6 separate regions of the Mus musculus genome follow, and all the other regions are linked to region 2. A link is a loop called in an ENCODE intact Hi-C map of the cell type or tissue named here. Cell type or tissue: left cerebral cortex. All regions are shown on one strand.

Evidence for each region. Hi-C counts contacts between places; a loop is a spot of excess contacts. Peaks named below come from ENCODE experiments on the same cell type or tissue, not always from the same donor. Only the 100,000 strongest peaks of a DNase experiment are listed, where the experiment ranks them.
Region 1: it touches region 2 in a loop (7-fold over the local background); 15 of 42 quality-filtered maps call a loop at or near these places.
Region 3: a loop joins it to region 2, with 4 times the contacts of the local background. A loop is called at or near these places in 2 of 42 quality-filtered maps.
Region 4: a loop joins it to region 2, with 2.7 times the contacts of the local background. A loop is called at or near these places in 2 of 42 quality-filtered maps.
Region 5: a loop joins it to region 2, with 4 times the contacts of the local background. A loop is called at or near these places in 4 of 42 quality-filtered maps.
Region 6: it touches region 2 in a loop (2.2-fold over the local background); 3 of 42 quality-filtered maps call a loop at or near these places.

What each region holds. Positions count from the first base shown.
Region 1 is chr2:28,409,399-28,414,398 of GRCm38, forward strand. No RefSeq gene overlaps it. Among named protein-coding and RNA genes, the nearest start is that of Gm13373, 7.2 kb to the left of the region's middle. In left cerebral cortex, a CTCF peak has its summit at 2,770; DNase peaks (open chromatin) are centred at 1,990, 2,839 and 3,739; H3K27ac peaks cover 3,573 bases.
Region 2 is chr2:28,303,014-28,308,013 of GRCm38, forward strand. No RefSeq gene overlaps it. Among named protein-coding and RNA genes, the nearest start is that of Gm13373, 99 kb to the right of the region's middle. In left cerebral cortex, a CTCF peak has its summit at 1,902 (motif pointing left); DNase peaks (open chromatin) are centred at 359, 1,178, 1,874 and 4,582; H3K27ac peaks cover 1,996 bases.
Region 3 is chr2:27,923,979-27,928,978 of GRCm38, forward strand. It overlaps Col5a1 (collagen, type V, alpha 1), which reads left to right. Exons shown (of 66, transcript NM_015734.2): 3 at 4,064-4,277. Among named protein-coding and RNA genes, the nearest start is that of Col5a1, 40 kb to the left of the region's middle. In left cerebral cortex, a CTCF peak has its summit at 2,968 (motif pointing right); a DNase peak (open chromatin) is centred at 2,972.
Region 4 is chr2:28,064,249-28,069,248 of GRCm38, forward strand. No RefSeq gene overlaps it. Among named protein-coding and RNA genes, the nearest start is that of Fcnb, 18 kb to the right of the region's middle. In left cerebral cortex, a CTCF peak has its summit at 3,110; DNase peaks (open chromatin) are centred at 2,616, 3,158, 3,731 and 4,464; H3K27ac peaks cover 2,208 bases.
Region 5 is chr2:28,222,943-28,227,942 of GRCm38, forward strand. All of the region lies in intron 5 of Olfm1 (olfactomedin 1), which reads left to right. Among named protein-coding and RNA genes, the nearest start is that of Olfm1, 20 kb to the left of the region's middle. In left cerebral cortex, no CTCF peak of the experiment used is centred here; DNase peaks (open chromatin) are centred at 2,046, 2,831 and 3,188; H3K27ac peaks cover 4,762 bases.
Region 6 is chr2:28,237,279-28,242,278 of GRCm38, forward strand. No RefSeq gene overlaps it. Among named protein-coding and RNA genes, the nearest start is that of Olfm1, 34 kb to the left of the region's middle. In left cerebral cortex, no CTCF peak of the experiment used is centred here; DNase peaks (open chromatin) are centred at 2,541 and 3,154; H3K27ac peaks cover 1,544 bases.

The DNA of each region.
Region 1 (5,000 bases), 110 kb after region 2:
GCCAGGAACACATGCAGGCTTGCAAATCAACCTGTATGGTGGAATGGGGCATGCAGGACCTGGGAAATGAGGAGAGGTCAGCGGCAAGTCAGCATTGGGTCTGCTTTGAGCATGTGACTAAGCACTTGGAAAGGAAGCAGAAAAGATGACTTTTGGTGTCCTGAAGAACAGTAAAGGATGCTATGCAGGGTCAGGAGACCTCTGCTGGCCCCTGACCTTCTACACCCCAAGAGCAGCAGATAGGAATCAGCAAATTGCTCTTGAACGTAAGAGCAAATGGGCTCTCTGGCCATCCATAAATGATGAATGGTTGCCACAGCAACAGCCCCGGCCCATATTTCATCTCTTGGAGATTCAGACAAGCTCTAGCAAGACTGTAAAAAGCCAAGCTGGAAGGGAAGGGGTGTCAATCACCAGCCTGGTGCTGGAGGGACCCTCAGGGCTCAGAGTGTGGGGCGGACATGATTCTGCTGAGGCACAGATTTGGGGCAGGAGCACAGTTTGGGAGTAATAGTAACTGAGCTCAACTCTAGACTTTGGCTTCTTCAAGTGGGTTCTATTGTCCAGGTCACATGGTCCCCTCCGTCTCCTGGCACAGCCTGGGAGGCTTGGGGCATTTAGGTGTTCCACTCGGAGCCTCTGCCAGGATCCCTGCCCCAGCCCACACTTTCCTTACCTGTAATATAGAGAGGGAAACTGTACCATATCAGCCTTTAAAAAGAGTTGGCAGTTTATGTGTGTGTGTGTGTGTGTGTGTGTGTGTGTGTGTGTGTGTGTGTGTATGTGTGTGTATGTATGTGTGTATGTGTGTGTGTATGTGTGTATGTGTGTGTATGTGTGTGTATGTGTGTCTGTATGTGTGTCTGTATGTGTGTGTATGTGTGTGTATGTGTGTGTATGTGTGTGTATGTGTGTGTGTGTGTGTGTGTGTGTGAGTGTGTGTGTGTGTGTGTGTGTGTGTGTGTGTGTGTTTGCTTGCTTGTTTTTAATCAGTTTGACACACTCTAGGTTTCTCTGAGAAAAGATAGCCTCAATTTAAAAATGTCTCTATCAGCCGGGCGTGGTGGCACACGCCTTTAATCCCAGCACTCGGGAGGCAGAGGCAGGTGGATTTCTGAGTTCGAGGCCAGCCTGGTCTACAAAGTGAGTTCCAGGACAGCCAGGGCTACACAGAGAAACCCTGTCTCGAAAAAAAACAAAAAACAAAAAACAAAAACAAAAACAAAAACAAAAAAATGTCTCTATTAGATCATCCCATAGGCAAGCCTGTGGGAAATTATCTTGATTAATGGTTGATGTTGATGTAGGGTGGTCCAGCCCACTGTAGGCAATGTCACTGCTGGGCAGGTGATGGCTCTGCATTGTATAAAAAGGCAGACTGAGTAAGTCATAGGTAAGCCAATAAGCAGCGCTTCTCCATGCCCTCTGCTTCAGTTCCTGCCTCCTTACTTCACTTCATGGTTGACTATAAGCTGTAAAATGAAATAAACACTTTTCTCCAGAATTCCTTTCAGTCATAGTCTTCATCACAGCTAAAGAAACTTAACTAAGATGCCCAGGGGTCAAACTCAAATCACAGTTTTGGCAGCCCTTACCTGCTGTCTTAGTTAGGGTTTCATTGCTGTGAATGACCAAGGCAAGACTTAAAAGGACAACATTTTTTGTTTGTTTGTTTGTTTGTTTGTTTTGTATTTTCAAGACAGGGCTTCTCTGTATAGCCTTGGCTGTCCTGGAACTCACTTTGTAGACCAGGCTGGCCTCAAACTCAGAAATCTGGCTACCTCTGCCTCCCGAGTGCTGGGATTAAAGGCGTGGGCCACCACGCCTGGCAAAAGGACAACATTTAATTGGGGCTGTCTTACAGTTTCAGAGGTTCCGTCCATTATCAACATGGCAGGAAGCATGGCAGTGTGCAGGCAAACATGGTGCTGGAGGAGCCAAGAGTTCTAAATCTTGATCCAAAGACAACCGGGAGAGACCTCAGCAGGCAGCCAGGAGGAGGAGCACTCCCACACTGAGTGGAGGAGCACTCCTGTACTGGGTGGAGCTTGAGCATAGGACCTCAAAGCCCAATCCCACGATGGCAAACTTCCTCCAACAAGGACACACCTATTCCAACAAGGACACACCTTCTAATAGTGTTACTCCCTCTGGGCCAAGCAGTCAAACACATGAGTCTATGGGGGCCAAACCTATTCAAACCACTACACCTGCTGAGCCATCTCAACAGCCTGCAATGTGATAGGATTTGTCCTGTATCTGCAGGATACCATAGTAGCTATTATGGTCACTGGCCAGGCCACTTCTCCCCAGCCTGCTTCCCATGGTCCTCTCAGTGACCATGAGCCCCAGTAGAGACAAGCCGCCAACATGCAACCCATGGGATTCCTTGATTTTTTTTTTAAAGTGTATCTTGAGGCCATGAAATATTTCAACACCAAATTTCACTATTAATGAGAAGGCAGAAGCCAGCACCTTCTGAGAAAGGGTTTCTTGGGCACTTTATAGATCAAAGCTATAGAATAAAATAAATATGACCAAAGATGGCTATGAGGAGATGTTCTGTCCAGGAAAACACCCAGAGAAGAGAATAGAGAAAATGAGGGCTCACAGGCATTAAGGCACTTCCACCCTAAATCAGCCTAGGGTAAGCAGGGAGGAAGGGAGAGAGAGAGGGAGGGCCCCAGGCTGACTCCTCCCACTCATCTGGTGAGAACTGCATTCTACCAGGAAAATGTCATCCTCCAATCCAACCCTAGGGGAAGAAACCAGGTCCCTACAGCCCCTGTGACAAGAACAAAGTAGGGGACCAGCTTGGTGAGGCCAGGCCTGAGTCACTGTGAATCCAAACCCACCTCCAGCGTCAGCACAGTGGTGGCTCACTGGAGAACATCAGAGTGGTGAGGTCTAGAACCCACGTTCTCTGCAATAACCTTCTATCCACATTTGCTACACATGGGGTTCCAGAAAAACGTGGAACGTGTTGAAGCCACCAGGTGAGCTGAGGGCAGGTCCCCAAAATGGCAGCTTTGCTACATGAGGCAGCCCCAAAGCTGCTTCCAGACAAGGCCAAACAGAGTTGAGCTCCAGAGAAGCTTGCAGGGCAAGCCATGGGCCTCGGCAAAGGTGCAAGGGCCTTCCAAAGGGCAAGCTTGAGAACACACAGAATGTTCTGCAGAAGAAAGTAAGGGAGAGTGCACAGGTCACTGTCACCCCTGGAGCCCCCTCTGAGACTCCCTGGATACTACACTACACAAGCTGAAGCCACACCCACTTGTGACCAGCACTTTCACTATGTGCAGCTCTTGCCCTCCGGGGCTCCCTGCGGGACGAGGATGAAGGTAACCTGCTGCAGGTACTATCTCAGCCCTTCCCCTGCCCGCAAATCTGAGCCACGTTGGAGTGGCCACTGCTGGGGCTCAGTTTCCACTTCCCAGAAGCAGCAATGAGCCCCGAAGTTGCCATCTTCAAAACAGTCCCAAGAACTGACCACTGTACTGAACATAAAAGCTCCTGTAACTGTAAAGCTCTGTGCCTTGGGAGTATCACAATGGTCATGCCACAGCCCCCAGGCAGACCCAATCCCTACCAGTCCATGAGAGCAAGTGCTGGCTGGGCACAGCATGGGGCAGGAATCCAGGCCCACATGTGCAGCTGGCAACTGTTCCAGGAGCCAGGCAGCCTGTGGGCTGCAGCAAGCTTGGGGAAGGAAAGGACGAGGCAGATGGCTCGTGGGAAGGCTGGTGGCACCACCCCCATGTGGGCGGCAGACGCAGACTTCTCCTGGTGCTATCTCCTCCGCACCAGATCAGGAGATGCCATGGGAGGATGGGTTTGGCACAAGAGATGAGCTTCCAGCCTCTCAGTGCCACCCTGGCCTCTAGGAAGATTACATTCAAACTTACACTCGGCACAGTCCCACTGACTCCCAACACCCTGTCCTGCCCTCTGTCGATCCTTCCTCACATGGATGACCCTAGCCACTTTCACTCAGCAGACTGTTCCTATGGGAGAGCTGAAGCCCCAGGGCTTTTACCCCTTAGGATCTTTTCCCAACCAGCCAGTCTTAGAAAAGTGTTTCTAAAATAAGAGGATGGATGCGTGGATGGATGGATGGACAGATAAGTAGATAGATAAATAAGTTGATGTGTCAGTGACAAGGTAGATAGATCTGTGGATAGATGGATAGATGATGGTGGACAAGCTGCAGGTTACATGGGTGGATGGATGAATGGATGACTAAATGAATAGCTTGTGGATATATAGAGATATATATAGATATATGCAAATGGCTAGATACGTAGCAAGTGGGTGGATGGGAGCATGGATGGATGAGCAGATTGATGGATGGATGGATGGATGGATGGATGGCTGGATGGATGGATGGATACATGTGTTGGGTGGGTAGATAGATAAGTGGAAGGATGGATGATAGATGGATAGATAAAGGATGGGTAAATGGTGGGTGAGTGGAAGAATAAACGAGAGGATGCATGGATGCATGGGTGCATGGATGAGTAAATGGATGGACAGATGGATGAATAAATGAGTACATGGATGATGTGGATGGATGGATGGATGGATGGATGGATGGGTAAATGGATTGCTAAATATGTGGGTAGCAGATGAGTGGACAATGGACAATATGGATGGGTACACCCATGAATGGAACTGAGTGGATGAACACCCAGGTGGCATGAATGGATGGATAGACAGAGGATGATGCAGGGTTAGATAGTTGGGTAGACATAGATTATGTGCTTGGCACACAAATGGAAGGACAGTGGACGAAGAGGAGGACCGGGACAGGGCAGGACCTGGGCTTAGATCCAAGGTTGGAGGTGTGAGAACAGGAAGCCCAGGGAGGTGGACTATTTGCCAAGCAGAGCAAGACAGGAGTAATTAAGCCCATGTGCACTTCCCAGAAGCCCCAGCAGCCCTGGCTTCATTAAGGTGCTGGCCAGGGAAATCTCATCAGAAATAGAAATTGAGGTTTGGGC
Region 2 (5,000 bases):
TGATTCTAGATTCTGTCAAGTTGACAACACTTACCTTGCCATTGTACTACACAGCCAGTATAGGCTCTGTTGATTAGGCATGCCATCAGTGAAGCACAATCCCACTAGCATAGACAAATCTTGTTAACATTGAAGGCACAGAAAAATGACAATTGTAGAATTTACAGTGGTGAATAAGACTGGAAACTGTAAAGAGAAGATTTCCATACTTTGCAAAGCTAGATGTCTTCTCATGTGTGCCTGAGGGATGAAACAGCTTGCTCACTGGCTACATGATGCCAACAATGAGGGCTAGCAAAGCCTGTTACTTGACCTCTCCGAGGAGGCTGGAATCCTAGCCTGGCCTTCTGATAAGGAAGCTAAGGTGAGAGAGAGGGGTCAGCTGGAGTCTACGGTCCTAGCCGCCAACCTTCCTCCACTCTGGGGCCATGCCTCACACTCTGGGGATCCTTCTGTGAGCCGTAGAACTTCCTAACCTGTACATCTAGATGCTGTCATATGGACTGGCTGAACATAGAAGGCTGGCTCCTGCCTGCTTTGTGTGTGTGTGTGTGTGTGTGTGTGTGTGTGTGTGTGTGTGTGTGTCTGTCTGTCTGTCTGTCTGTCTTGCTGGCTTTCCTCTTAGCTACTCTTGATCCTCTGAGGTACTAACCCCAGGCTGCCTTGAGCCATCCCACAAGCCCATCTTACTGCATGGGGACATCATCTCTTCCCATTGCCTAGTGAACGCCTATCTGCCTACAAAGCCTCAACTCGAAATGCTCTGCTCTGTCAGCTAAGTTTGGTTATACATATGCCTTGGGGACATCTGTCCTCTCTCTGCATGTCACAGTACACAACAATGAATGCATGAATGCATGAATGCATGAGACTGTCCATCTCCTAAGTCTCTGGCACTGTTGTCACCAATACAGATATGTGGAAGACTCCTACAGCATCCCTAACTTTTGCAAAGTGCCTGGATCCACAATTAAGAATCAGAGGCCTGGCTACCAATGGTTCCTGGAGACACAAGGGCCTTGGAAGTCCACGCTAGGCCTTTCCTCACCAGGCCTCAGATCCAACATACACCTGATTCAACAACAGTCAACTGCAGCACGGGGCTGCTAGCCTGCTTTCTAACTCGGGAATAGAAAGCTGTTCTTATCAGGGACCGCTACAGCAGGAAGCAGGTGGAGGAGGTATTTTGGGGTTTGGAAGGGGCCCCCCAGAGCCTGTGAAATCACACCAAGTAGGCAGCCACCTACTCTGCCTAAATATATAATGTTGGTCTCAGGCTGCAGAACAAGCTGCCTCCCAGCCAGCCGCCCCCCCCCCCCCCCCGGCAGCATGGTTCTGCATGAGCCTCTGTAGGGCCTCTTGACCAACCAGTGCTGCCCAGTTGCAGCCAGGCTCTTCTGAGGTCTCCAGTGCCATTGCCTGACTCGGAACAGGCACGGGCCGAAGAGCCACAGTGTGCCCACAAGCAGTGAACGTGAAAGAAGCCATCTTTGATGGCGCCTTGGGATCCAGGGCAGAACTTCTGGGGGGTCCTTTGCATGGCCCCCTTTGTCCTGCCTCATTGGATCCTCCTCATAGTTCATGACCTCAAGGATGGTGAGGTGGCCTCTTCCTGAGTTCTAACAGCAAGAAAAAGTGTAAGGTGGTGGAGCCTGAGAGTCACCCAGGAAGGGTATCTCTTCCTGGCTGGCCTCTTCTCCTTCTTGGTACACAGAGGCTGAGGGTGAGGCCCTTCCCAGATTGGGGGTCGAGGTGGTTTTCCCAGAAAGAGTGAGCTTCATAGAATTCTGGAATGGTGTCCCCCACTCCATCTCACCTTGAAGCCTGGAGACTCAGAACAGAGGAGTCTGCTTTAGTGCCCTGTATGGGTTCCCGGTCTCAGGGGCGACCCCTGCTGGAGAAGCATAGGTACTCTGAGTCCAGAGTCCAGCCTACCCTGATGTGGGAGAGCTGTAAAGGAAGGTGTTGTCCTGCCCCTGTCCCCTGTCCCCTGTTCCTGTTCCCTATGCCCACTCTAAGATGTAGGGGGATCCCTATATGAAGGAAGAAGCAGATCCAGCCAGCCAAAGGGGATCTATCTGCCTCAGACAAACCTCTGTAGGTTTGTCTGTCTCATTGGTGAGTTAGGAAAACACTGTCGCCTACAATAGGTACTGGACCACTGTCACTTAGGACAGGTGCCTGCCACCTCCAGTAGCTTCCTCACCCTAAAATCTGAGTGTGCCTGGATTCTGAGTTAGGACAGACCCAAGTCGCAAATTTAAGTGAAAGATTTTTATCTGGGCTGACAATGCTTTTTCTAAGAACCAAAGACCAGCTAACAAAATAATAAGAAGGATAATGAGAACATTAGATGTCTAACATCTACTACTATCCATCTCTGGCCCCCATATGAACACACACAGGCACAGGCACACATGCACTCACATTAACAAAACACGTGCACAGGCATATACAACTTGCAGGTGGATGTGAGGGAAGAGCATGGAGCCCATAAGACTTGAACCCAAAGTTGAGCCCAGGCTCTGGGCCACTCAGGCATCATCTGCTGTGGCTTCCTATTGCCTTGCTTCTGCCACGCCTGCCTTAGAGCAGCAATTCTCGACCTTCCTAATGCTGTGAGTTCATAACTGTAATTTTGCTGCTGTTATGATCGTAATGTAAATTATCTGATTCGATGGATATCTGATATGTGACCCCTGTGAAAGTGTCGTTTGTCCCCTCCCCACAAGATGTCACGACCCACAGGTTGAGAACTGCTGGCTTAGAGACTCATGACCAGACCAGCACGTAATGGGCCTCCTTTCATCAGCCTCTACCTGATTGATCCTCCAAGGCCATCTTGTCTCCATAAAGCTAGGTTGAGCTGATCCTCTCCTCAGCCAGTGTGACAGCCCCTGGGACACCAGACTCCACTCTGCCCTGCTACTCACAGATGTCCACAGTGCAGTCCTCATCCCTTCTAGATGGTCTGTTTCCTGACAGCTGTCAATCATCCATCCACTCACTCATCCAGCTTCATAGGCCAGCACCCACTACCGCAGGTTTCCAGGTGCCCACAGGAGGTCTTGAGGATCTGGTACGTCATCCCTCCTACTGGGCATGTGTATTTCCCCCCACTCCAGGCCCTGCTGTTATTCCTTGTCCAGTTTGGGGGTCCTCCATCTTAGGTGTCAGAAGCCAGTTGACATGCCCAGCAGACCCCAGTAGAAAGCCTAGCATGATCACTTGTTTTTTTTTTAAGACTCCCTGCTGAGTTTCTACTTCTTCCTGAGAGATAGAAATGTTGAAGCAGCTGGGTACCTGGCTGCAGTCAGGTACAGTCCCTGGGTTGATGACCCTGGGGCTCTATGGAGACTTGGAGCACGACTAAAGAATTGGTTAATAGATAAGCCTCAATCAGGAGGTAGATGGCGGTGGGGGTGGGGTGGAGCCAGGGAGGGGGACCTAGGCTCCCAAGGCAGGTAGGTACCCATGTTGGCAATGATCCTGCAGTACCACGCTGGGGAAACGGGATATGTCTAAACGTCATGGCATTACACTGAGGATCCTTGAAGTTCCTGTCTTTTTTCCAATCCCATAACACATGCATAATTCACTTGAACTCCCCTAGCAATGGGGCACTTAATACCCCAAAGGCAGCCAGTGAAGCTTCTAGTCAGCTGGGGCTCTAACTGAACACTATGGCCAATTTTAATAAGTTAACCAATGGATGAGCAGCCTAGAATGGCCTTATTTGGGGTCCCCACTGCCCTTTCTACCTCCATGGAATCTTGCTGGGAAAACGTAGAAGCCTGAGATCTGTGGCTCCCACCCGAGGGGTCGGGGCCAGGGTCACAGACTCCTGAGACACTTCATCCACTTCCTTGCATTCATTCAAACCTGGGACCTTGCTTCACTAGGATCTAAACTTGATACCAAGACCTACCATGTTGTGTGTCCCGGCCCTCAGAGGTGTCCTCCTTATGCCCCATGTAGGTCTGCTTGTGCCCTCCCCGCTCTCTCACCAGGACATCTAGCTCTCTGGGCGTATCTCTGGGCACTACCCAAGTGTCCTCCAGTCTGACTCCAATCAGGCATTCCCACAGAGCCTCTGGCTGTTGCTACACTGTGCTATTCTGACATGCACTCCCCAGACTGCCTGGGAAGCTTCTGGCGCTCAGGTACTGTCCCTGCCCGTATAGGTGGCCCCAGCGCCATTCCAAGAATCACGATTCACCCCACAGCAGGCTGTGTGTGACTTCATTTCTGTTTTTTCTGTTGGTGTTTAGAAGGCTGTTATAACTTGGCCATAGTGTCTCCAAATTTCCAATGGGCTAGAGAATGTGTGTATGTGTGTGTGTTTATGTGTGTATGAGTGATGTGTATGTATGCTATCCTGATTTCGGGAAAAGATATTAGCTTTCAGAAAACATCCCGCAGGTTAGAGGCACTGGGTCCTGGTTTTGGTGTGAGCACAGCTTTGGGACTCATGGTAAGCAACTGCACTTGGCTCTGCTGTCCCTGGGACTGGAGTGACAGGTAACAGATGGTCTGCCTCTAGCTTTAGTTTAGGTACACATCCCACCAACAACAGACCAGGTGCCTGCTGCCTGAGTCCCTGCCCACAGCATGTTGTCACTGAGCCTTGGCCCCTGTTGGAGTAAAGAGTCTCTGAAGCCTGAGGGTCTGAACTCAGAGATTCTCTGCCTGGGACCCTTGGGCCAGCTTGGCATTTGGGTGACAGTGGTGCTCGGCCATGTCAGCTTCTCGGTGCACCTGAGACTCAGTTTCCTGATCCAAGTGGCAGGGTGGGCAGAGCTGGGGCAGCTGGGAGAACAGTGTGCTTTAGCCACTGTTCTACTGCTGGGAGGGGACACCATGGCCAAGGCAACTCTTACAAAGAGTGTTTGATTAGGAGTTAGCATACAGTTTCAGAGATTTATTTAGTCCATTATCATCATGGCAGGGAGTATGGCAGCGTGCAGACAGGCATCGGAGCAGCAGCTGAGAGCTCCATA
Region 3 (5,000 bases), 380 kb before region 2:
AACCGTGGGCCTTTACTGTATTTGTTTTTGGCACGGTCTCAGCTGTTCTAGACTAGCCTTAGATTTTGCTTTACAGTTAAGGATGACCCTGAACTTCCAATTATTTTGAATCCACCTTTTTTTTTTTTTTTGCCCTAAGAGTGCAGGCATGCATCAGTATGAAATTTATGTGGTTTTGGCGATCAAGCTCAGAGCTCCATATGGGTTCAGGAAGTACTCTGACAACCGAGTCCCAGCCCCAGTCCTGGGAAGCTTTTGGTTTTGTTTTCAACTGTCCTCAAATTAGTAACTTGATTAGATAATCAGAATTGCTGTAGCTAGGGTGTGGGGGACACCGGGTCAATCACTGATTGTCTGACAGTGGCCAGTGCAGCCAAGGTGGCTTCGGAGTCTCTGCAGAGGAGTTTCTGTGGTGTCATCTCCTCAGGTCCCATGGGTCAGTCTGGAAAAGCTGTTCCAGGGTCAGCATTATCCATCATCTGGTGTCTGAGGCTGTATACCTCAGAGTAGGTGATTGACCCTGGAAAATCCTGGAAGGTACTGCAGGCTTTCTGATTGGCAAGTGCTTAGGAAACAGGTCAGACCTTGTGGGATGTCTTCCACAGGACTCACGTGGCTACATGCCAGCCATTGCAGCAGCCTAGGTAAGAATGAGGGTGGCTGCTAGCTACTGTGTGCCTTCTTCCAGAGTGCAGGAGCTCCTTGGCTACACCAGGGTGGGGAGGCTGTCTGTGGTAGCTGCACTAGGAGGCCCGAGGGCTCCAGGCAACCGCAGCAAGACTGGATTGGGTAGAGCATGAATAGATGTCTGGAATTGTCTTAGTGCTTGCTCAATGATGCCCTTGGTTATGGGCTGATCTCCCAAGACAGCCTTATCCTAGTGAGCAGCATAATCTTTCCTTCATGGGCTGTGTGGATCTGGGTCTTTAGATGGCTGGGCTAGCTTGTTCATGGCATAAGATCTGGCCATTCTCCCCCACAGGGTGGGCGCCATATCTAAAAGAAACTAGCAGGCCATGCATGAAGACGGTCCTGGACTTCCCTGTATACTGCTTTATTGCTCCTATGTCTACCCAGCTAGCACCAGCTGCTTGTAATGGTCTCCTGACTGACACTAAGGCCTGACCCCTGGCCTCACCTTGTGTGTGGAGAACCAGTCCCCACCATTCTTCCACTGAGGACTGAGGTCTCCCCTCTGTTCTCCTCAGCATCCTTCTCTGAGGAGGTACCTGAGATTTCTGGCTCACTCAGAACTAGATAGGGTGGATTGGCCAGGAGCTCTTCTCCTTATCCCCCCATTTCCAGGGCTCCATCTTTACTCCAGGATCCCAAGTCTTCAGCTAGCTCCAGGAGCAGCCCCTGACCAGCTACCCCTATTGCTCCCTCCTATCCTTACTGACCAGAGGCCCTGGGTCCAACCAGTCCACTGCAGACCACAGGATAAATTACATCTCAGAATGCTGGCCCTAGACAAAGGCCATGCATGGGAAGCAGGGTGCGGCTGCCTGGGCTGGACCATGGGATACGGGGCCCCAGGATGGTGTAAGAATACAGCAGCAGGTCAGAGGTACTGCATTCCTTCAGTGAGCAGAACTGTGTCTTCTCTGAGAGGCTGTGGCCATCCTGCCCATATGGTAGTATGTGAGATTCTCTGGGAGAGTCAATTCCATGGCAGCTGCATTTATTAGCTGCCTACTGTATCCCCGCCGTGGACCGGGGCCCTTGGGTGTTGGTGGGAAGAGGGAGGATACCCCATGAGCGGAGCTGCTGGCCCTCCACTGTGGTGGCTTTTCTGAGTGAGATCAGTCAGGAGGCACCAGACCGCACATGCACTTCTCCAGACTACCCGGAAGCTTGGCGTACAGTGTCAGCTCCTGTCGTAGTGAAGAGAGACCTTCTTAAAGGGACTATAAATCCATTGTTATTTTGCTAGGAGAGAGATTAATGTTCAACATAATTCATCTTTTCCAAGTTTTGTCTGAGCTGAGAAAATTTGTTACCATAGTGATTTTAAACATTGAGGAGGGGCATTTTAATGAGCTGGGAGAGATGGGCTGGCTGCCCTCCACCATAGATCATGATGGAGGAAGAGGACTCTCTCATGTGCCATGCGTCTCATCCTTTCAGTCAATGACACAGAGTCAGGGTGGGCACAGAGACTGGATAATGACCGCATGGTCCACCCTGAATGCAGACAGTGACCTCCCGGCTGCTGTAGGGTCCGCTCTGGTGTCCACGTCCTACAGGTACAGCGCCCAGCCACTGGCAGGGCTAACTGGGGCCTTCAATTGGGTAGGCACAGCAGTTCTCAGTGCCCATCAACACCAGTGAAGGTGGAGACCTCTGTTTTCCTTCACACCCCTGCCTAGTAGAGGGTGCAGTGTGGCACCCAGGGTGACAAGACAGTGCAGGCTCGCATGTCCCCTTCCAAGAAGCTTCCCGTCTGGAACTTGAAAGCAGGCTAAGCAGGTCCCCCAGTGGAGTCCTTTTTTCCCCAACTACCTCAAGTAGGTGCATGGCCATCATTACCAGCTATCAGAGCAGCCTGAAATTGTCACTCTGAGCCCAGGGGAGCTGGTGATGCCCAGCACACAAACAGGCCCCTGCACACCCAGCCTCTTTGGGCTCCTGACTTGGGCTAGGACACGTGGCTATCCCACATCAGAGTCTGAGGTCCCCTTGACCTTGATGAGAGGTCGTGACCCTATGGGATAGTTCTTCCACTGGCTTCCTATCCCACCATACCCTGTGCCACCCCTGGGATCTGCAGTTTCCCTGTCAGAAGCGACCACAGCCTCCATTAGCTCTCTCTGCCTGTGCCCTATATCAGAAACGGGAGGGAAGAGCAGTTAAGTCGTTATGTCCTGTTTGTGCCCCAACCCCCAGCCCCCAACCCCAGATCTAGGACATCTTGATTTTCCCCAGCATTGTACCTGCAGCCTGCAGTTCCAACAACAGAGGGCACCCTTGGATAGCTTTGCAAGGAAACTGTGACAAAGCCTGCTACAGCAGTGACTAGTGGCCTACTGGGCCAAGTGGCTGACCTTGTTCCAACTCTAAAGGAGAAAATGGAATAGCCAGACACTCCTGCCTCATCCCAGCCCGTAACTCAGACTCCCAGCATCTACAGAGGAAACAGTGTGGCTTGGTGGTACCTCACTACCTGGTGCTTCGTCAGTCTGTTTCTGCCAGTTCCTTGCTGGGTGTTACCCATTGAGGGATCTGAGAGGTGCCCTATCCATGGGTGGGGGAAGGAAGGAATATTTCTAGATCGCATTCCTTCACATTAAGTAACTGTGTGGCTTACATCCTATCAGACCCAGGCAGTTGGTGGCAAAACTTCAATCATAGGAGGATAGTTGACATTTCCATCAGGCTCCATGGGGAGGGGGCAGCCAAGGGCTCACTGAGCTCCAGCTGAGGGTGGGTTTAGGTGCTCTCAGGGCTAGGAGTGAGTTTAGGTACTCAAAAAAGGGGCTTCCTGTTTTGAAAGGCACAGGCTTTCCTGTTCAACATACTAGATATTTGTTTTTCTTAAAATTTTAAATTGGGAGTATTTTTAAAATTTGCTTCTGATTTTTCTTTGATGAGCTTATTGACAAGGAATCCTCAGACCATGTGAGTCAAGACGAGCTCAAGTCTGTCTCCCACTCCTCTCTCCTCCACTCCTCACATCCCTTGTGATCGACACTGGATGAGGCACACAGTATATTTAGCCTTTGATGCAGCTGGAGACTCAAAGGTCCCCCTTAAGCTGCTGAGTCCAGTGGGTCCCTAGTAGGACTCATAAGCAGATGCACAGAGGTGCAGCTCGCAGCCAAGGAGAGGGTGTTGTGGGGTCCTCACCGGAAGGGCCTTCCTAGAGAAACTTGTGTTTTGATTGTGCCTTGAACGGCCAGCTTGAACCCTGGTGGTGGAGGAGGCTGTAGAGGTTTGATCTTAGGGCGGATAAGCTGAAGAGGAGTGCCACCCACAGCAGAGTTTGCCAGATCAGTCTCAGCTTGCCATAGCTGGCCAGGGTCTGGGTTCTCCTATGGCCTTCTCATCCTGTCTTCTGTTCCAGAGTCTGGTTTTCCCGAGGACTTCTCCATCCTGACAACCGTGAAAGCCAAGAAAGGCAGCCAGGCCTTCCTAGTCTCCATTTACAATGAGCAGGGCATCCAGCAGTTGGGGCTGGAGCTGGGCCGCTCCCCTGTCTTCCTCTATGAGGACCACACAGGGAAGCCCGGGCCTGAAGAGTATCCGCTTTTCCCTGGCATCAACTTGTCCGATGGCAAGTAAGTATCCCACTGAGGTAGGGGATGGAGCTGCTGGCCAGATAGAGTGCGGCGGCAGCTAGCCCGATAGTAGATGGTTTATGATGCTCACCTGCAGGGTACCAGGTGGTGGGGCGCTGGACATGGAGTTCAAAGGCTTGGGCTTGTTTCTTCTCTTCTCTAAAACTCTAGGGGACCTTTGCTATTCCCTAGCCCTGCTGTCCTGTAAAATGCACCATGTGTGCCCTGTGCTGGCCCTAGATCAGAAGGGGCAGAGGACATGGCCTTGCTCACCTGTTCCCAAAGGGACTTCCTTTTTGGATTTGGACAGTCTCTGTGTGAGTGAGGGAAAACAAAGACCTATCTTCAGAATTCTGCTGGTGGCATCCCTGGGGACCACAGGCTATGGCTTCTGGGTTTTCTAGCAAGACTCTGTATCGAGCCATCACATCTAGCCCACAGTGGTCAGAGATAACATCCCATGTAAAGAGTTATAATGTGACTGTGACCACAGCCTCCGTATGACTTCTTTCAATGGCTGAACCCACGCTAAGTCCTCATGCTCACCTCTCCCAAGGAGCTCACGGGATTTGCATCTTAGAGATGAGAAATCTGGCTTTGAGGATCTGAGGGGACTGGAGAACAGTGGGATCTCCTGTAAGTTACATCTGTTCCCCAGAAGTACCTGTGTTACAAGCGCTCTTCCTAGAGTCTGGCCCCGTTCACTGTACGTACCAGGCCTAC
Region 4 (5,000 bases), 240 kb before region 2:
GTTCTTTCCCACCCATTCTCTCCCTGGTCCCATGTGCTACCTCTTCTCCAAACCATAGGTTCTCTGGCTGGTTTGTGCAAACTGGTTTTCCATCATTATAATAAAAGATCAGAGACCATTAACTGCTGTGAGGTGATAGGCTACCTTGCTGGCTACCTTCCACTTCTATAGGAAAGGCTTATTTGAGCTAATAGATTTAGAAACTCCAGTCTGTGGTTCAGTTGGGCACATGGTGACCTAGTAGGCATGTGTGGGTCAGCAAGCCACTTACATTATGATCAGGGAATGTGATATCCAGAATGAATTCAAGACCACCCAGTACCTTCCCGCTTCAAAAAGACCTTCCAAACTGTACTAGCAGGCCAAGTGCAGAGCCAGATAAAGAAGCTGGCTGACTAAACAAAGATAGAAACATAGTTTTAACGGTCAAAATGACTAAGCTTGCAACTGCCAGAGCAAGATTAACAACTCCCCTGCCCCACCCCACACTGAATTCTGAGACAAACTAAGCAATGCCTGAAAAAATTATTGGCTATACCAATTAAAATAAGCCAACAACCCTGGTACTGATATCTGGTCTTTACAAAGGTAGAAAACGTGTGTTCTTTCTTTGTTCTGGGTCTCTCCTCTGGCCTGCGTGCTGAGAGGGGAGTCCCCAACATGTTGGGTCAATAAAAAAAATCCTCATGCGGTTCACAACGATGGTGGTCTCTGTGGTCTTTGTGAGTGAGGTTCTCTTGACAAACTACAACGGGAATATGAAAGAGAAGGAGTCCCACAGAACACTTAAAGGGCACATATCCAGCAATTTTTTTTTTAATGCCAGGTAGACCCTGCTTCTTAAAAGAGCCACACTGTGCAGCAGGACTTACACTCGTGGGCTTGTGGGAGACATTTAACATCTAAAGCATGACACCCATCCAATGACTCTGTGTCTGAGGAGGATTGATAAAAAGTACTACAAGTGTCCTTTGTCAGCTTAATGCTTGACTGGGTACAATTTTAAAAGGTTCAAAGTTTTATAGATTGTGAAACTCAAGGGTAAGTTGATTGCTGGAGGCAGGTCTTGGGCTTTGCGTTGCTTGCTTGTTTTAAAATTTGTAAAAGATTTGTTTATTTTATGTCCATGAATGTTTTGCATGTGTGTGCTTGCGGCCGGAAGAGGGCACCATATCCCCTGGGACTGGAATTATGGATGGTTAGGGACCACCATGTAGGTTCTGGGAATTGAACCTTGGTCCTTTGGAAGAGCAATGAATATTCTTCAGTGCTGAGCTGTTACCCAGTCCCAAAGGCCTTGGGGCTGTGTAGCTTGCCTGCTTCTTGCTTCCTTTCCTTGGCTTCCAGATCCATCCAGACACCAATAAGCAGCCCCATGTTCTTGCAGCCACGGCCTCCAGCTTGTCTTGCTGCCCAGACTTGCCAGCATAATGGACTGTATCCTCACATCCTCAAGTCAGGTATCTTGGCACAGTAAGAAGAAGAGTAAGGAATGGACTGATCCATGGCAGTGTTAGCAAGACCCCAGGAGAGAGGCACACCTGTGTGCTGTGAGGCACTTTAGAGTCCACCATTGATGGAGATAACTCACTAGCTGGCTTCTTCTCACTCTGTCCGCTGCCTCCTGCCTCATCATTTCTGCTGTGGCAATGTGCTGATATGTGGACCACTTTCCCATCCCTTGGCTTCTCCTTTCTCTAATCTAATTCTATCTGAAATGGACCATCACCAGGGAGCCTCAGGAGGGAGCACGGTGGCCCAATGATTAGCAACAGAAATGAAGACCCCAAACCTGATCTCCCTTCCTCCATCCTCCAGGACAGGTCCCCGACTTCTCTTTTCTTCCCCACAAATTACACAAATTAAACCTCTTGTACATACCACAGGCTCTGGGAGCACCCACAGGCACCAAGCCCTCCTGAGAGTCCTGAGGAAGTGTCCTGCTTCTGTGAGTCCTCTGCACATGCTCTTCCCGAGACAAGAGGGCATTTTACAGCAGCACCCAACAAACTTTCCAACTGGAAACTTAGCAGGGCAGAAGTATGAGCTGATTATTTTTTAACCAGCTTGGCCTAAGTTTCTCCAAACAATCTTCCAGAGTCAGGATGCCCTCCCCACCTCTCAGACTTGGGTGCGTTTCTGTGTGTGTGTGTGTGTGTGTGTGTGTGTGTGTGTGTGTGTGTGTGTGTTCTATGCATGTGTGTGCACATTTGTGTGCTTGTGCATTTGCTGAAATGTGCACATGAGAAGATCAGAAGCCAATGTTAGATGTCTTCCTTTGTTCCCCACCTTACTTTTTGAGACTGGATCTCTCACGGTCCCTGGAGCTTGCTGCTTGCTCTTTCAGCTAGACTGGCTGGTCAAGAGCGCCAGGAGGGCCTCTTGCCTCTGCCTCCTCAGCACTGTCACTGCAAGCACACATCATCATGGCTGAATCTTACATGGATGCTGGGAACTTGACTCAGGGCCTCCTGCTTACCCAGCAAGCACATCACCCGTGGAGCCATCTCTCCAGCCCCTGCACTTCACAGTTTGAGTGCAAATATAGACAGTTCGTTTTCCAGTCCACACCCAGAGCACCCACCTACAGGGAAGAGGCTGTAACTTTATAGAACCCCCGCTCCCATCATGCCAGGGGACTTTCTGGCCAACAGTGTCTGTGGGAGATGTTTACATACAGAGCAATGCTATGTGCTCACTTTGATCTTTAGTCCTCTTCCTGTGGGAAGGACACATTTCTAAACCCATCAGGCAGGCAGTAGATGGAGCCCCTATGGTTGTTCAGTTTTCAGATGGTCAGCCGACACTTACCCGCCCCTGAGTCTTTTGTGCTATGTAGAAAATCCCAAGACACTCTGCCAGGCTTCACAGCAGTACCAGGGGCAATGCAATGTTGACCTGAGGTTTCTGTCACAATACCCATATGCTCTCTTGCTATTCATGGAGGAATCCATAATGGATCTCTTTTTGCTTTAAATCTACAGCGCAAACCTCAGTGCTGATAGTGGGCTGCGTGGCAGAAGCCTCGTTTCTGATCAATGTGTTGCCTGCAACAACTTTGAGGGCGGATGCGTGGAACATCCTTTATGGCCCCCAGGGGAGAGCTGGGAAAACAGGATTCTAACAGAATGTGTTTCTTTTTCTTGGCGGCCTGGCTAGGTGTTACAAGGAAAAAAAGAGCTTAGCAGTTGGCAAGCAGGAACAAAGCCAGCTGAAGGCTACAGGAGACCAAGGGCTTTCTGTCATGGAAAATGCCCACACATTTCCAGATCCTTAAAAGAGTGAGAGAGAAAGTTTTAAATGGCTGTAGGTAGCCAGCTTTTTTAATGTAGTGACTCGGCCTTGCTGTGAAATCCCTCTAGGCTGGGAGGTAGCTAAAGTGTTGTCACACAAGCCGGAGGGACTTGAATCCTGTTCCCAGAAACGTGTAGCCAGGCATGGTGGTGCACACTTGTGATTCCAGTGCTGGCTGTGAGTTCTCTGGCCAGCCAGAAGGCCTACTACGCACATGTCTTAGGGTTTCAGTACTCTGAGGAGATACCATGGCCAAGGCAACTCTTACAAAGGAAAGCATTTAATTAGGTTTAAAGCTTCAGAGAGAATCTCAGTTCATTATCATCAAGGCAGGAAGCATGGCAGCCTGCAGGTAGACATGGCACCAGAGAAGGAGCTGAGAGTTCTACACCTTGATTGGAACCCAGCCAGCAGGAGCCAGCTCTCTTTTGCACTAGGCAAAGCTTGAGCACTAGGAGCCCTCAGAGCCCGCCTACACAGTGACACACTTCCTCCAACAAGGCCACACCTACTACAAGGCCACACCCCCAGTAGTGCCCCTTCTCATGAGCCAAGCATATTCTAACCACCACAGCATATTCCAGGCCAGTGAGGGAAAATGAAAATTTCTCAAAAAAAAAAGGGGGGGGACTCCAAAGAACAACACCTGAGTTTGTCCTCTGACCTATACACACTACACACACACACACACACACACACACACACACACACACAAACACACACACACCACACACACTTCCTCCTGCCTGAGCCTGGATCATCTCAGGGAGATGGCCTCAGGGCAGTAGATACACAGAGAGGCAGGGCACACATCCCACTGACTTGAGGACTATCTTGGGGAGCTTGGGTGAGGCTGGGGGAGAGGACTCCATGTTGGGCCTACTCTCCTTGCTGTGTCCTGCTCTGACCATGCCCAGGCACCAGCAAGAGTGAGTTTGTGTCTATCCCAGAGTGGCAGGTGCTTTGTTCAAATGCACTGCATCTGAGAGGGCGGCAACAGGGAGGATACCGGGTGGAGGAGCCGCGCACCCCTCTGAGCAGGCCTGGAGCTCTCTGGGCTTCGTGCCAGTGCAGCCTCCACTGGGCTCCTCAGCTATTCTTTAGTGGCTCTGAGCTACTTATGCTGTTGTCATTGTCATAGCGACTCGGCGGCCTGCAACATATGGGTGGGAGGCGACCGATGATGTGATTCCTGGAGCTGTGCAGAGACTCTGTCCCTCCTACCCACCACCCACCTCACCATGTGTCAGGAGTCCCAGCCAGTAAGGCAACAGCACTAGGGACCATCTGAAAACCCATCTGTCCCAAGTTGGTGGCTAGGACTCAAGGAGCTTTACAATCCTGTGGTATGGAGTCCTAACCCCTAAGTGGGATTAAAGGGAGAGTCGCCATATTTCACAATAAGAACTGAGATGCTGCCAGCTGTGTGTCTTGTCCACCCAGACCATGGGCCTCTCAGCTCCCCATGACCCATATCCACCAAGGCTTTGCAGCCCACAGGCACAGACGACTTGGCCGCATTGTGAAGAGAGGCAGGACCATCCCTCTAGACATGTAGGGCCTTCCCACAAAGGAGACTCTGCATTTTCAGAGGAAGTGGACTTTGTGTGGGCCTAGGCACCTTCACAGCAGGGTGTCCAAAGCCACACACTAGGCTGCAGAAAGGGGTTTGCTCAGGTTGGCAGCCAAGATAAAGGACTTGAGGT
Region 5 (5,000 bases), 80 kb before region 2:
CGTGCTGACCGCTCCGGGCGGTTCCCATCACAGTCTCTGCTTCAGGGATGGAATCTATTAGGCCTTTCTTGTTTTAATGACAGCTGATTTGTACTCATTTGCCATTCCTTTCATGGCTGATAGAAGCTCTGTGTTCCCTTTTGATTCCGAGAAGAGGCTGGGTTCCTTTTTCCTGGGTGTTTCCCCCGTGGGCAAACCTCAGAAAAGAAAAATGAGCCAGCAGCCCTTTTTTTTTTTGGCCTATTTCTCCTTCCTTGGAACTGGGCTGTGGTCTCAGCCTTTTGGGAACTGGGCATGGGGAGTCAGGCTGGGAGGCCTCTTGGATGGAGGAGGGCTTAAGGAGCAGTCAGGGTCTCTAGGAAACTCCAACAGAGATGGAAGAGAAGCCATGCTTCTGTGAATCCTTTGATGCCATCCAGTGCTAATCACTGCAAACAGGATGAGCCTCCTGGGGTCTGGGTGCTTCTCCCAAACGCTCTTCTCATCAGAGGTTTGCAGGAGAGTGGACAGCCACACTCAGAACTGGTTGTTCCTCCCTGGGCCCAGAGGAAGCAGCCTGAAATCCAAGATGCTCTAAGCCTTTCTCACATCTCCCCATGGCAGGCAGAACAAGGCTAGGCAGAACTGGAACCAGGAGGCAACTGGGGGTGGGCAAAAGACCCTCTAGACATGGCTTTATAGACCAGTGCCACCAAGGGCCCAGCTCTTCCACATGACAGACAGCTTGGGAGGGCTGGCCGGGCTGCCCAGAAGATACAGTAGGGTCAGGGCTGTGTGAGCATAAGTTGTTCTCACACTGTTTTCTGGATCATGGCGGTATATAGTTTCTCAGCCTTCTAGTTTATTTTCTGTTGCTTGTGATAAAACACTTTGACAGAAAGCAACTTAGGAAGAAAAGGTTGGTTTTTTGTGTTATACTTCCTGGTCACGTGCATTCCTGGGGGCAGTCAGGGCAGGAACTCAAGAAAGGACCTGAAAGGTAAACCTATTTGCTATTCTTCTAAGCATCACTTCTGACGAAGGAACTCACACATGGGCAAGAAATAACAGCAGGAACCATGAAGGATGCTAACGATGGCTTATGCTTAGCTAGCTTTATAACATAGCTCAGAACCACTGCACAGGGGATAGTGCCGCCCACAGTGAGATGAGCCCTTCTGTTAGTCAAGGCAATCAAAACGGTCCCTTCCAGGCATGCTCATATGTCAACCTAATAAAGACAGTTACTCCACTGAGACTCTTTATTCAGCTGATTTCAGGTTAGGGCAAGTTGACAATTAGTGCTAACTGGGACACTTAGGTTTTGATTGTACCCACATCTTGTCAGAAAAAGTTACCTCTGCTCACAGTTTGGTTAGGAACACCCTCTTGCTATAGATGTGGATGCTATGATGAGGAGAAAGAGGGCCAAGACAGAAGATGCCTAGAAAGTCCAGGCCAGCATGCCAGGCTCTGCCCCAACCATGTCATGTCTAGTTACCAGCTCTGGATTGCAGAGAATGATATAGTTACCTCTGTGCCCATACATACACACACACACACACACACACACACACACACACACACACACACACACACACACACACACACACCAAATACACACACACACACACACACACACACACACACACACACACACACACACACACACACACACTGGTCTCTATACACCTTCTAGCACCAGTACCTCCTTCCAGGCTTCTGAGAAACTGTTAACCACTACTCATACAAATGGGCCAGGTCCTACCCATGGTCCTCAGAGGCTGGTGCCTGGTGTCACTGAATCTGTGAGATTCTGGACTGAGGCTCCTGATGCCACCCACTAAGGACCTCTCCCCACCATCAACTCCACCCTGGCTAGCCAAGGCCAAGAGAGGTACCCAAGTCTGGAGCCTTCTGACATTACATATGTGTGCCTCAGTGTCTAGGATATAAGGCATAGCAAGGGTGTAGGCTCACAAACTTGTCAGGACACCCATGGGTGCTGTGACAATTAAGTATCTATTTTCTGCTTCGTGACTGCCTTCCGGCAGAGGAGGCTCTGGTGGCAGGCAGTGGCTAGAAGGAGGAGGGGACTTCATGAGGGCTGACAGCAGGGAAGCAGCTGGATGCTGGCTGGCAGCAGGCACACAGTATTGGGTGCTGCTCTGGGCATGTTGGGCTCTAAGCACTCTGAACCACGTGCTCCCGGCCTGCTAAGTGACATGTCGCCTTGTTCAACCATTGATCAACACCAGCAGTGTTTGTTTTGCTTGCTTTCTTCCAATCTCCCATTTACTTTTGATCACATACACACGGGAGACCAATAACTCGCCACACACATGCAAAGAAAAAAGAGAAAGAAAGAGAAATTGATGTTGGCTTTAGAGCAGGCCCCCGTGGAGGGTGGGGTGAAATGGAGGGGAGGACTGCATGGGACCCAGGAGAAGACCTCAGGAAGCTGCAGAGCCCCACATCAGTGTGTGTACTGAGGGCCTCGTGCTGAGCCAGCTCAGTCCCCACTGCCTCTGTGTAAACTGTTAGAGCAAAATGAGCTTGGGACACCTTTGCATGGGCTCCCCTCTAACAAACACCAACTATGTAACGTGCTATGCAAAGGAACCTTACTCAGCAGTGAGCCACAGACCCTCAGTCCCCAACATTAGAAGTGGGTGCGAGCTGTATTTCTTGTGTGCGGGATGCATGAGTCCCTACCTCTCTACCACACCTCCAGGTCCCTAGAGTTCCAGAGATCTCCTTCTGGATTCTCAGGCTCACAGTCTGCTTGGACTGAGACACTCTGACAGAGTTGTGTCCCACCCACCTCCCTTTCTGCTTCCAACTGGCTTGCCACCTCAGGAGTCCAGTATAGCTTACACAAGACATCAGAGAGGGGGCTTGTACCCACTGCCCCAGGAGGCTCATGTTCAAAAGGGTGGCATATTCCTCAAACCCTCACTTAGCTCTGTGCGCAAAGGCTCTTTCCTCTCATCTAAACAGCATCAAAACCAGCAGATGATCCTTAGAACAGAGGGTGGAATTATCCAGAATGCTTTAGATTACACAGATCTACTGGTGCCTGCAGCTCTGTCTGCTGGCAGCTCAGACATCCTTTCTAATCCTTTCTCAGTGGGAGTAGGGACTGGGACATTCCTGGGGTGTCTGGCATCCCGCCACTTCCTCCCAGCCTCCCACTGGGGTTCTCTCCACCCCTTCACTAACTGCTCCCTTTAAAACATGGTTTCCAAGGCTGAATTCCTTGATGCTAGCGGTTTCAGGAGGACACTTGTCAGATGCTTGCCAAGCCAGAGAGAAGAGCAAAACTAAAGCCCTGTTAGCAAGACGGTCCCTTAAATAGCATCACCCAACACCTTCACTGCACCATAAGATGCTGTGTAGAGCCCTGGCAGCTCTGTCCTGGTCCCCCTCCCAGCTGAAAAGGAACTAAACTTGGTTAGGTGGCCTCCATTTTCATGTCTGAACATGGGGCGACTTAAAGCAGAGCTATAATGTGTACAGAAGAGCTCAGGGAGCCCCGCAAAGCCTCGGGGACCTCCAAGCAGGCAAGCCCTTGACATCCATCAAAGGAGAGAATGAGGTAAGACAGATGCAAAGTGAGCAAGTTCATTCTGAGGCAGAAAAATAAGAGTCATGCAGAATCAAGCACAGATGTTAGAAGGATGCTCCTGTGTACCTGGGCACCAGCTACAGATGTGATGTGGGGACTTAGAAACTACTAAATCTATTAACTAAGTTTTGACGTTAGTATATGTCGACCTACAGCTTTTTCTTGGCCATAGAGTTCATTCCCTGACAAGCAGACTTTTTACAGGTCCGCTCTGCAGCCTGAGAAGGGTAATATGAGAGCAAAGGCATGGATCAAAGGCATGGAGCAAAGGCTCAGACATCGGTCACAGTGGAGTTAGATTTGAGGCGTGTTCACGAGCCATTTTAACAGTCTCACTTGTGAACTTACTTAGAAAAAGAAGTGTGTATATCTCTTTTTTAAGGTGGTCTGGTCAGTTATGCCAAAATTCTCAGGGTCAGCTACTGAGAGACAGAAATCAGGACCAGAAGAGTGAAGGTGGGGTAGCTCTTTGCCCACTGGTCCCCTCTATTCCTAAGCAGCTGTCCTGCATCAAAGGCAGCTCCACTGGCGCGTAGGCTCCTCTGACGACACTTGTGTCCTCTAAATAAAGCCAAATGGTGTAGGTACCCTGACACCCTCCACTCTGCCCTTCACCTTTAGCCGAGCATCCTTGAGTCTAGTTGGAAAGAACCATTAATCCTTCTAGAGGACATGAGAGCCATGTCTCTGGGAGCCAGCAACTGCCTCTGGAGTCACTTCCAAGAGACAACACTAGCCTTGAAAAGGACAGAAAACAAAGGCATTTCAGAGCGGAGCTCACAACACTGAGGGGAAGAGCAGCCCTTTGGAAATGGGGCTTCTCCCCATGAGGCTCTAGGCTTTAAGCCATGTGGCTCTCTTCTGTAGAATGGCCCATGTCTCAAGCAGCCTCCATAGCCTGTAGTTGAATATTTGGCCTCTGGAGCCTACTTCCTTAATGTAACCCAGTCTGTGTCTTCAGAAAGCAATTGGGTCCTGTGACTGATTTGCCAGTATATGGAGAAGAGACCACTTAAAAATCCTTAGAAATTGGATACTGGTATCATCTTGTTATACACTAGACCGAAGAAACACAGAAACCAATCACTAGCTTCCTGCTGTGGAGAGCCCATTCCAAAGCACAAAGGAGGGGCTTGCTTCACAGGTGGACAGGGAGGGCTGTAGAGGGAGGTTAAAGCAGAGGCTGCAGAGAGATAGAGAACTCTCCATCCTAGGAGGCAGCCCAGTGAGGGAGTAGGGGGTGGGTAGCTTTGCCCCGAGAGACCTAGGGGTTGATATCTCCATTTTAATCCATGACCCATATTGTTGAGGGATGGACTCAGGATAGCAACAGCCTCAGACAGAGACGCTGTTGTTGCTGTCGGTGTTTTTAATCTCATTAGAAACCAAAGGC
Region 6 (5,000 bases), 66 kb before region 2:
GGAGGCTGGGGACAGAACTGGCCCTGTCTTCAGAGAACTCCTAGATCCACTGGCCCTGACTACCCTGGCAAGATAGTGAGAGTCAGTTTGACAGTATTGGCTATGAAGACTGCTCACTGCTATAAAAGTGTGGTGTAACAAGAGACACCTAGGCAGCCTCTTCCGGTCCTTATCAGTCCTAAAATGGAGGTCCAGTTGCCTAATGATAATTTTCCTTACCCTCCCTCCTTACTCTCCTGCACACACACGCACACACACACACCTGCAACCCCTCACCAATACAGATATCCCAGGGAACCTCCTTCCATGAAGGAAGCAGAAAGTGAAAGACCCACAACGTGAGGACTCCCCCATGTTCTGACTCAGGAGAGGTGACACTCCAAATCACTCACGAGAAACGGTCTTGATGCAAACTGCAAGAGGTTTATTCGAGAAAGATCAGTGCACTGGAGACGACTTGTATCCCATGCAGGGGTAGAGGAGTCGACAATGAGCTCAAGGGGTAAGGGGTTTATATAGACACACAAACCACAAACACCTGGCAAAACCCTCAAACACCTGACATCCTGAAACAATGGGGCTATTTTGGACACATTTGGTCTAGGGGCTTAAATAATTTTTTACTCTCCATCAGGATCTTTTAAAAGGAACATCGTAGGCATGAGGGCCTGGGGCACTGACTTGGGTGGAGGATGCTTGCAGAACCGAACAGCCCCAACTACACGCTGACCTGTCTGAAACCCTGAGTGCAACCTATTCAGTAAGATTTGTAAGGACTCACTCAGAGACCCTCCTAAGGAGTACTTGGGCCAACCCTTCGGCAAGTGATAACTCAGAGACTGGCCCAGGATGCCTCTTGGGATCTCCAGGACAGGGTGGGGATGGCAGAGGTAGATAGAACCTACTCACAGTAGGTTCGAATGCCCAACGCAGAGGGACTGGGCAGGATGGCCTGGCTACCTGCTATCCCTTTCCTCTTTGCCAATCACAATGCGTGGCATTGGACTGAGCCTCTGGCACTCAATATCTTACCCATTGATAAACATCCCCCACTTTCCTCACATTAGAAAATTAAGTCTGCATGTGGACACAGAGACTTACTTACCCAGCTATCCTGATGGGTGAATCTGCCTTTCTGCCAAAGCAATGGCACTATTGTGGAGTCCCAAAGCAAGGGGTGGGAAAGGAAAACTCGGCTGTCAGATCCCTCACTTCCAGCCTTCGTGGGAACACGAGTCTCCAGGCGCCCAGACCACTGCCCATCAATCACCTCCTAACCCAGCCACCCGATGGTGGCTGGATGTGCCCGTCCCCCTACAGATGTTGATGTCCACCCAGCAGAAGTCAGAAATTCCCTCCTGGTCCTCAACTCTCCCAGGGGCCCATAGTAGTCCTGGCATGGGGGCGGGGGGGGCTCAGTACAGCCAACCCATTAGTAGAGTCCACGTTCCCCCCACAGTGAGGTCTGGAGCTACAGGGGAGACAGGCACCCATGAGGACTTCGTTTTTCCGCACATGTCCCGCCACACCTGAGTTACTATGTCTTTCCTGGAAGGATGCCAGGCACCTGCTCTGCACTCCATGCTTGCTTTAGAACCATGGCCATGTAAGGCCAGCACCACATAAACACAAACACCACCATACAGAGGTGTCACTCTGGTAGTAGACTCTCATGAGTACCCCCAGGGTACCCTGGGCATTGGACTGTTCACACCCTGCAGAACATACTGGGCTGCTGTGAGATTTCCGCCACTCATATCAGAATGGCCAATAGAAAGCCAAGGAGTGAAGTTGCTCTGGAATGCTGTGGGGCCCCAGCTGACAACCTCTGACTAGGAGGACAGATGGAGGATGAGTAGCCACTGGGTACACAAGAGAAGAAGAGGACTACTGCTTCCCACTGGGAAGACTGAAATCCAGCAGGAGTTTACACTTGGCTTCCAGAACCTTCACTACAGCTTAACAGACATGTCTAGAGCTGGAGAGACACCCACTGTGCGCTCAACTTGAGGGGAGCCAGGAAGAGCTTGTCCTCCCTTGAGGCACAAGATACTGAGGTTCTGGCTCTTGTCCTCTCCTGGGAGGTCTGTCAGACACACCAAGGGCTGCTGAGGGGCTCTGCTTGCTGTACTGCAGATCACATCCCTAGCTCATTTCTATTTAGCTTGAGACTGGGTCTCTGTGAGCTGTTCAGGTTGACTTTGAACTCATATGTAACCCAGGCTGACCTCAAGCTTGCAAATGCTCCAGTCTTAACCCTCTGAGGAGCCAATGTCGCCAGACAAGGCTGTATTCCTTGTATGCATCCTCTGTACCTGTGGGAAGAGAACATTGGGTCAAGGCAAAGAATGCACAGAGGCTCCCCCACGGCTCCCAAGCCTCTTGCCTTTTGCTCTAGCTTCAGATGGCCCAGAGCCCCTGGTCAAAGAAGGTAGAAGAAAGTCTTCTCCTGGCCCCAACCCACCCCACTCAGCTCTCTCGCCAGGCTTCAGCAGCAGGAGCGAGAAGCAATTTGGTATGTGTGAATTATTCAGAGCAGGCAAAGTGGGATGAGGAGCTAAGGCGACCGACATGTGCAGACACCGAGAGGCAGCAAACAGATCCCAACTGGAGCAAGCTTGAAAGGTTGATCCTGGAAACAAATTAGCTGTGAGTTTCAGGAACCATTATTCGATTAGATGCAACTGGTTGTTTCAAAAACAACATTCATAAGCCGAGCTTCTCCATGCAGCTTTCCTGGCTGCTGCTCTGGGCTTTCCTGGCATGGCTGCTGATATCTCCTATTCCCCCACCCTGATTGATCGGTCCCATGGTTCCAGGAGAACTGAGCCCCCCACCTCCCAAGTGCTCACAGGGTAGATAGTACAGAAGCTGAGTCTAAAGAAGGGGCAAAGAAAGAACTTGGTGGTAAGAAAGGGAAAAGAGTTCGAGGCCAGCTTGGTCTACAAAGTGAGTTCCAGGACAGCCAGGGCTACACAGAGAAACCCTGCCTCGAAAAAACAAAAACAAAAACAAAACAAAAAAAAGAAAGGGAAAAGAGACCGAAAGAGCCAGAGATATGTAGAGGAAAGGCAGTCTCCTTCTGCCTGGGGATGCTGTGTCTGGGACTCGAGGGAGGGAAAGTGTGCGCAGAGGGTGGTGCTTCAAGCTGCCAGTCAAGCAGGATGAGAAGCAGGGAGGAGGGGACATGTCCAGGAGCACTGGGCTGCTCCCAGGCAGTCAGCAGAGAAACCTGGATAAGCCATGGAGATCAACCAAAGGCAGAAAGGAAGAGGGAGGTGGGGTCAAGGTGAGAACACAGGCTCAAGGTAGGATGAACACAACAACCTGAGTGGCCAAGATCATGCAAGAAGGATCCCAAAACTCGGAAGGAAACACAAAGGTTTTGAGAAAGGGCAAGGGAGGGGGCCTCAGGAGGATTTGGAGGACCTTGAGGGACCTTGGGAGCCACAGTGGCATCTTAGTACAAGTGAAGGAGATGCAGGCTGAGGGGAGGGTCCACAAAAAGCCAGGGGAATGGGGAAGCCAGATCTGTGGGCAGGTGGAGGCAGGGGATTGGAGAAGCCAGATCTGTGGGCAAGTGGAGGAGGGTGTTTGGGAGCACAGCAGTGTTAGTTTGAGAATCTCCACAGCAGAGCACCAAAGGACCACGAGTTCAGGGACAAGAACAGTTTCCAGGTGGGATGGGCAAAACTATCATGACCCTTGGTTGGCTTCAAGGCTGTAGGCCAAGTCACAGACAGTTGGCTAACTGCTGTGTGTGGGTGCAACAACTCCAATCCTGGGTTCCATAGTCCTGACAGTGAAAGATCAGAGGAGCTACTCTGGCCAGAGACAGGGAGCAGCTGTCAAAGCCTAAATCACATCTTGCATGGCCAGTGGTGGCCCCAGTTCAGGGGGCCAAGTGGTAGACTGCAGTTATTCCTCTTGTTGAGGTTTGTAGTCTGCAGGGAAGGGTGGGGAAGCAGAGGCAGATCCTGCCTGGACCCCTCCCTGCGTTGTTCTACCCACTGTTTCTGATGGCTTGGATAAGCTCGGGGCCTTGGGGTCCAAATCAGGGCTGCATCTTCAACACACCTGCCTGACCTACCTAACTCCCTCAGGTCTCAGAGTCTAGCTGTACCATACTGTATGCCCAATGCCACATGCCCAAGGTACAAAGGCCCTGTGAGAAAGGAATTTGATTATGTCTCAGACATGTCTACACATATGGGTATACACCTGATACCTTCCAGTGTGCTCATATAAAACTATCATTGGGACATAGAGTGACCAGAAGACAAGAGAAATACAGACTGCAAAGAAAATTTGTAAGGTGCACACATGACAGCGTTGGGTGCCCTCCCACCTCCTCACAAACCACAAACTCTACAGTGTATAAATCTGGGTGGCTTGGAGCCTCTGCCCACTGTTTCCTTGCAAGGCCGTAACTCACACTGGGAAACAGCACTGGCAGACTTGCTCTGTTCCCCAGAATCTCTCCAGGAGTGTGAGCCCCACCCTGCCTGCACCATGCGCGCATTGCGCCAGATCTATTTGTTTGTTTGTTTGTTTTTTCAATAAATCAACATCAAAGCCAAGAACCCTCTGGCTACCCCGCCCACAGCTGGAGTACACCCCCTGCAAAGACATTTCAGCTTCCTGCTCAAAGTCAGCAGAATGTGATTTTATTGATTGGAGACGCTGGGCCTGCCGATTTTCTACACAGGAAAGGCATGCATTTTCCTGTCTCTTTCTTAAACAAGTCGTAAAATGGATTGTGCATATAAAAGGGCAACATAAAACACTGGCCACCGTGAGCTGCGCAGAATTCGCTGACTTTATAAATCAGAGCGATGAGTTCAGGGAAGCCGCCTTCTCTCTTTCTGGATATAAAACGCTTGACTTACGGTCTAAATGTCCCCAGGCTGCTGGGCGGTCTCTGGGACAAGCAAGGGAAGTGGTGGGCTTTTCTGAGAAGCAAAGGCCGAAGAGGATGACAGGATGGTGACTCATCGCCA